Regions from separate parts of the Homo sapiens genome. Here region 2 is linked to region 1. Evidence: chromatin contacts called from ENCODE Hi-C data. All regions are on one chromosome and are shown on one strand. Each heading gives the region's core, a stretch centred on a gene start or an enhancer-like site at or near the end of the contact. The rest is flanking DNA. Distances are from core to core; before and after follow the strand shown.

What was found. Hi-C counts contacts between places; a loop is a spot of excess contacts on that map.
Region 2: a loop to region 1 is called in a map of mammary epithelial cell, with 2.4 times the contacts of the local background. The contact joins the promoter of GLRA2 here to the enhancer-like site in region 1. A Hi-C loop is called at or near these places in 2 of 168 maps with a recorded cell type or tissue (Calu3 and mammary epithelial cell).

What each region holds. Positions count from the first base shown.
Region 1 is chrX:14,397,174-14,401,111 of GRCh38, forward strand. No RefSeq gene overlaps it. Among named protein-coding and RNA genes, the nearest start is that of GLRA2, 130 kb to the right of the region's middle. Within about 2 kb of position 1,783, at least 2 of the 41 ENCODE cell types and tissues checked have a DNase peak (open chromatin) inside an H3K27ac peak, as active enhancers do.
Region 2 is chrX:14,527,698-14,531,635 of GRCh38, forward strand. GLRA2 (glycine receptor alpha 2) reads left to right here and starts at 1,839. Exons shown (of 9, transcript NM_002063.4): 1 at 1,839-2,428. The coding sequence starts at 2,361.

The sequences.
Region 1 (3,938 bases), core at 533-3,032:
AAGACTACTTAAACTATATTCAGTCTTTTAATTTCCATTTTGCATATCATTTTCAGAATTTAGTACAACTTGCTTTTGATATTTCCCAAACTTTTCAATTGCAATTACTATTGTGTTAAAGCCAATATGTTTATATTTTTATATTCATACTTTCTGGCATCACTATTAATTTTTGTATCTCAGTTCTTCTATGTTCAATTTCCTCCTTATACAAACACATCTTAAAAAATATATATAATATACGTGTATATATATATACACACACACATTATATATACATATATATATATATATTTTTTTTTTTTTTTTGAGACAGAGTTTCGCTTTTGTTGCCCAGGCTGGAGTGCAATGGTGCTATCTCGGCTCACTGCAACCTCTGCCTCCTGGGTTCAAGCGATTCTCCTGCTTCAGTCTCCCAAGTAGCTGGGATTACAGGCATGTGCCACCACCACGCCCAGCTAATTTTGTATTTTTGGTAGAGATGGGGTTTCTCCATATCGGTCAGGCTGGTCTCGAATTCACGACCTCAGGTGATCTGCCCACCTCAGCCTCCCAAAGTACTGGAATTACAGGCATGAGCCACCGTGTCCGGCCACACTTTCTGGCTTCTGTGGGGTTGTAGCTCTATCTTCATTTCTGTCATCTGTCTTTCTTATGACCACACATACTTCCTTACACTATTTTTTTTTTTTTTACAGAATGTCTCAATATTTTTAGGAAGTTTTTTTTTCTGCTATCTTAGTCTGTCATGTTGCTGGAACCAGAGGTTTGTAACAACTTCATAATTGCATTCCTTACAGCCAGTCTTGCAAATCTCAAATCTATTTTTACAATTACAGCCAGAAAGATAGTTTTTAAATGCAAATGTCACTCCCCAACTTAAAAATATGTCATGGCCTGTAGGAAAAAGACCAAATCTTTGGCATGACTATAAGCTTTTCCTGTGATACGAATCATGCCTATATCTAAAGCCTTATCCCTTCGCAGTTACTGGCTATAAGGAACTGTTTTTCTGCAAATAAGTCATGTTTGCTCTCATCTCACAGCATTCATATAAGCTGTTCTTTCTGTATAACCCCTCCTTTCAACATTTGGAAACGTTTAACATTTCCAGTTCTTGTTAAACCTTCTGATTTCTGCTTAAATGTTACTTCTTCCAAAGGCCTTCACTGGTCACCTGTGTATACCCTGTGTACACCTTTATAACATCCTCAATCTTGTAATTATCATTCAAGTCTGTCTTTCTGTCTTGGTGCTGAGCTTCATAAAAAGTGAGACTTTGTCTCTCTTGTTCACTATTTTTGCCCTAGCAATTAATCTAGTGCTTGGTATATACTAGGGGCTTAATAAATCCCTGTGAACAAATGCATGAACAAGTTATGCATTCCATTTGTGATTGGAGTTCACTGACCAGAGCTTTGTTTAATATCAGATTGCTGCTATAAGTTTTAAGAACAGAACAGCTCCTTAAGGAAAAGTCTCTTTTAAAACATAAATGATGTGTTGGGAGAATTCTGTTCCTTGAGAAGTGAAGATAAAAGTGAAGTAAAACCCCACATTCCTCTTTCAATTCAGCCAAACAGGTCAGAAGGGAGAAAGACAGGCATGGTTTACAGGACCTCAGTGCAGGCATAGTAATGAGAATTACTCATTCAATCAGTGAGAATGCTTGGGTGAGACAAAGGAATCTTTAAAAGTTGAGCAAGAATAATTTTCTATTTCTTCTGGATCTGTGACCTCCAGCAGGACTTAAAGTAGTGTTAGGACATGCTTCACGGTGTTGCAAAAGAGCAGGCCGTCTTGTCATCAGGCACAGAGTAAACAAGGAATCACAGGACTATGAATCAATAATGCAATTTAGATTTTATAACCATTGTTCATAACCACACACTGCTATCCTTAAAACTATGTCAAGAATCAGGTGTTCATTGACTAGAAGGCCAGAATCTGTAATTGTGTCTAATATGTTTTTATGACCACAAGGAACTTAATTCTATTATCTTTTAACTTTAACAGTAATCTTTCACTGCTTTTGCAGATAACGTTCTTTCATGCTAGTATTCACTTTTACTGCAGGATATAGCAGCAAGCCTTGTTTAAAATATTTTCTTCTATGTCATGATCCGGAATGAATAATTACTTTCAATATGTAAGTTGTCTTTGCTTGTTTTCTTTTATCCTCCGCTTCCTGTTTATTTATTTTATTTATTTATTTATTTATCTATTTATTTATTGGTGGAGACAGAATGAGAGAAAGCATAGAGAATGAAGTGTTTTCTTTTCAGGGTCTACTCATTATTGTTTCCCCATCAAGTCCATCACGAAGATAAAAAGCAAAGTCAGAAAGAATAATTGCAAGAGATAAAAATAAAACACAAACATTTCAAAAATGATTATTCTTATCTTCTAAAGGAAGCCCTGACATACTAGTTTTTGGTATAAAAATATGCCCATTTACACAGCTCTCTGTAGATAGAGCCACTACTGCATGGGAAGTAGATGTCAGAGAATTTTCAAGTCTGTTAGCAGGAGGGAATAGATTATGAAAAGCAATTCCCAAGGCAGTGATGGCTCTAAATATTCACCCTTCACTTCAAATAGCTCACCAAATATTGATTGAATTTTCTTAGTTAAATTTTCTACTTAGTGCCTGAATTATGATAATGAAGATTTAATTAGGTTATGAAAGCTATGTTTTAAGAATTCAAATTCCTTTGGGAGGATTAAGAAATCATTCTCACGTTAGTGTGAATTAGTTCAGACTGCTTTTAACTGAACTATTATCTCAACTTCACAGAGCTTTGATGGGGAAGGGGTGAAACATTTGGGACAGCATGAAGACATGGATATTCTTAAGAAAGGGGAATAAAGGGCAAAACAAAGTTCACAAAGGGAAATGAAAGAGTACTAAAAGTAAAGGCATTTTCTTCTTCCTTCTAACACCTAAACTGATCCAGCCTTCAGACACGTATTATTGATATTAGCGTCTAGCTAAATCATGGTTTATTAGTCTTTTAGAACTGCCTAGATGAGCTAACTGCCATTTAAATATATTAGAAAGATATTCTGAGATTCAAATCTTGATGTATAACTATACTTTTGACATTATAGGTTGTTCATATGTTGTTATGTACATCATTTTACATCAGTTTGGAATAAAAATTTTGAGACAACATACAATAAGATACCTAGATGCTATAAATATTATTAAAAGTCTTAATGTATTGACTTCTTGGCTTATTGGGAAGAAAAAACCTCTCTCCAGTACTTTTCCAGACTAATGCTTATTTTTGGAGAGTATGCTGTTAGAGTCTACTGACATTTATAAGAAAGAAAAAAAATCCTATATTTCTCAGTTTTTAAGTTGTCACCTATCAGACACATAGTGAGGAACAAAATATAAGTTATAAAAATGGCTCTGAATGACCACAGTATCAATATTTCTGCCCTTTGCTCACAGGAAAGCTACTCAGAGTAACCTCAACACTTATTTACTCTTACTTTACATACACTTCCAATAAGATGGATTTTCTGGCTTTCAAGTCCAAAATAGCTTGGAGGTAGTGAATTAAGGTTGGGGGTGGGGGTGGTATGGGAAGAGGTCCTTATTTAACCTCATAGAACTCTGTAAGTGGCATATTACTTTCAGAGAAGTTATCTTTATTTTCCTTAAAATTATTTTTGAAGCTTACCTATCTTGAGTGAATTCTCTTTTGCAGCCTCAGGACTGAACACTTTATATGTTACTTAATTACATCTCGGTCAGTTCAATGAGTTAGAAATTACTGTCTGCATATTCTCTCCTACTTCCTCTCCCTGTATCCTCATAGAACTAAGTGGTAGGCTAGGGATATTTATTGCATCAGTGTAATATTTGAAGGGTAAGGCTATAGTTCAAATAACATCCAGGGTATCATTTTTGGAAAATTTTTATGTCA
Region 2 (3,938 bases), core at 589-3,088, 130 kb after region 1:
TCTTCTATCTTTATACCTAATTTTCTTTTGGAAAGAATCTTGAACACAAAAAAATCTGTGCTATTTTTCCATGTAGAACCAATTGAAGAAATATTTCCAGGAATTGATTTTATATATTTTTTTGGGTCAGGACAGCAGGGATAAAATCAGGTCTAGAGTTTCCATGTGGATGAATTTGGAAGTGAACAGATTTGAAGCTGCAGTCCAGGGATGTCTCACACTACACCATACTGTTTTTCTTTTAAATTGAATCATTTTCTCTAGGCTTTGAAAGTTAAGAAAACATATTTGAAGAATTGATTTTGTATGTAAATAGAATGCTTGGGCACTACTGCATTTCATCTAAAAAGAGATTCCTGTATTTTCACTGTCTTACTGGGATAGACATCTTATGAAAGGGCATATAGACTCTTGCTACTCAAAGTGTGAACTGTGGACAAGCAGCATCAACTTCAGCTAGGAACTTCTTAGAAATGCAGAATCTCAGGCCCCACCCCAGACCTACTGGATCATAATCTGCATTTCAATAAGATCCTCTGGTGATTTATATTAACATTAAAAGGTAAAAAGAACTTGCCATCTTTTTTCTCTGAATCTACTTCTTAAAAACATAGAATTCATTGTTACTCTACTATGATATTTAAACTGATCCAAAGTTAGTCATTTACGGAGTAAAAATTAATCATATTATTTTGTTTTAAAATTAAGACCTCCAGTAAAGCACATAGGTGACTAACAAGGAATATTCCACAAAAAGTAGGTTACTCTCCTAGCTTATGGTAGGACATGCATTTTTCATTCCCCCTTCCCAGAAGCTGCTAATTATCCGCATTGGACTATCTACCCTTCCTCTTTTTTATTAATAATAATATTTGTAATTTTGATTTGAAATAGCAGGGTTACTCGTCAGACTTTTGTACAGATTTATGAACTTCCACTATTTTCAGTCCCTTTAGCCAATTTAGGAGAATAGCATATGCACTTTATTACATGACTGTTCCTAGTGATTAACATCTGGAATGGGCAGATGAACTAAACTCCCAGTTGCACTTTTCCTTGCTCCATTTCTAACATGGAGCCCTGCTCTAACCTTTAACCATGGCAAGAAAAGATTGCTACTGCCCCCTGCCGGCCCATTGTCTCATTTCCTTTTCTACAAATCTGTGACTTGCGGATGCCCAAGGATTTTGAGCCACTGAAGAAAGCTCAGTTGGAAGGGGCTTTCCCTAGTACAGAGGTAGAGAGATCCTTTGGGACTAGGCGGCTAAAATCAAATGAAAACATTAAAAAGGCGAGGAAGGCATAAAGGACTTCTAAATTAAATTATCGATCTTCATGAACCTTCTTCTGCACGCGGGCTTCTCTGTGCCAAGGAAATGTTCCCTTCTCTTCGGCACAGGACTCCTCTTTGCCTCCGGCTTGCACTGACAAAGAGTGAACTGTCCACACCCTTATTATAATTTCAGTACTCTGAATCCTGTTCTCTGTTTCCCCCAATTTCGTTTTCCCACGATTAAACCTTATTCCCTTCCCTTTTCTGCTTCAAATTCCCGTCCCGCCCACCCACCGACAGCCTAGCATTTCCAGGAGCTCAGACCCCACTTCCCTCACCCTCTCCGTCTCCCGACCTCTCTTCTCCTCTTGCTGTCATCGTACCCCCTTCAGTATCCCCTCGCTGAACGGCCAGTCACTCTTTGCCTTCGAACAGCAGGCACGTCCCCTCTTGAATGCTTTTCCCCGACCCCCGCCCCAAGCAACTGAAAAAGGAAACATGCGCACTTCAGAGCTTGGAGCTGTCCGAGTGCTGAAATTTATAGGCTGGGTAAGATCACGTCTCCGTCTCATTCTATAGCCCTCATTCCAGCACAGGATCTCAGCAATTTTTCCCTCTTCCCCCCACCCACTCCAGCGCGCAGAGTCCTTTCTTCTCTCTCATTTACAACTTCTTTTTAAAAGAAAACATTTTCTAGAAAAAGGGCTTTGCTAAACAGAAAAGATATAAAACAAAAGCCACAGCTATCTAGCATGGCATTGTCACCAACTCCCTTTGCATGGTGATGCGATTAAGGTAGCAGCATTTTTATTATTCAGGAAAAGCAGCTGGGGGATTCATCAGTTCTGAGGCTTTGTCTTTCTGGGTTAACTGATGGTCCCAAGCCTCGGTTTGACCTGACCATGATGCCCAGGACTGGCACTTTTTCTTTTTTCTCAGCAAACTGTACAAAACCAAATCTCTTTTTGATTTTCAAGGAAACTAGGTTCCTGCCAAATTTTGAATCTGGACAATAAACAGACACTTTGTCCTAGCATCTTTCTGGAATCATTTCGGGATATTTTCCACAAGCAACACAGAAACAGGAATGAACCGGCAGCTAGTGAACATTTTGACAGCCTTGTTTGCATTTTTCTTAGAGACAAACCACTTCAGGTAGGTGAAACGACTTTGCATGTTGATATTTAAATTGTTTAAAAGAGAATGTGTCATGTAATTGTGTATTTATCTGTGCTCTGGACTATATTATTTTAATTTTATAGAGGAAAGTTAGATATCTTTTGTTCATTTAAAACGCCTAATAATTGTGGGAGGGTGGTAAATTTTTCACAAAAGCAAGTTTTATGATGCATAGCCGCACTCTATGCAATTCAACACACATTTTCACAGCCAACGTGATATTAAGGTAGTCTGATGAGTTGCATGCTCTTTACATTTCTATATAAGGGTAATTATTTTTCTGAAAGTAATTTAAAGAGATTATTGGGTGCAGTGTTTTTCATATAAGATGATTGTATTAATTTGGCAGGAGCATGCTCATTTTAGATAAAATATAAAAGATCCCTAATTCTCAGCCAACTTGGGACTTCTGTTATATTTCAGAAACTAGAAGCATACTATGAGGACTACAATTCAGGAATTTTCTTGAAATATCAAAAATTTCTTTTTACTACTATATTCTACTATTCAATCTGTTTGGAAATGGATTGCCTACCAAAATTTAGTTAATATGACATAATTGTATTTATGTACATATGAGAAGTGGAGCATGCATAATTTTAAAAAGTGAGAAATTACTATTTTCATGCTTGCATTTTCTACATGGTTTACGAATAGTTGCCAAATCAATTGATACCTCAAAATATCAAATCATTACCAGTAAGTGAAATAGTCATCTAATAACAGAGAGTGGAAGACTGAGCAGAGACAGGAGATGCTCTTACAACAAAGTATAGGACTCTAAATTTAATTTTCATTAAATTTTATGGCATTTTTTCACAGAACCAAGATAAATGGAACACATAGTAATAATGCTATGAATACTGGGAAAACCCACTATGTTCCTTTCAGGTTTACACCTCCTACTATGATTAAGAAAAAATATAGGCTGGTTTTTATTAGAATCATCATCATCATCATCATCCTCACCACCACCACCATCATAATCAAATAATACTTGATTAATCAGATGAATCTGCATATGAGAATGTGAGTATTTATGCATGCTCATATCAATTTTTAACTCCTACAAAATATTTATATCATCTTTGCACTTATTTTGAATACCCCTTCTTTGAAAAGCTGGCAAGAATGTGGTATTTTCTTAGTGATAGAATTCATAAGACACTATTTGTTAAACTATTGAAAACAAAGCTTATAAAATACATACTTTAGGGAAGAAATTTCAGTTAACCACTATGTATTGTGAAATAATTAATTTTGCTACAAACCAAATATGCTATGTTTAATAAGCTCTTTATTACTTTTAACAGGAAAATGAAAATCTGAGAAATTTTTCACCAACTTTCAGTGTTTTGGTGATAAAAAGTCAAAATGATTTAGAAGTGTGTTTTCATCAATATTTTTTAGAGAGTCAACAATTTAAATGCTTATATAAGCATTTAATATATAAGCATATAAATAACTGATAAAATAATAGAAGTCA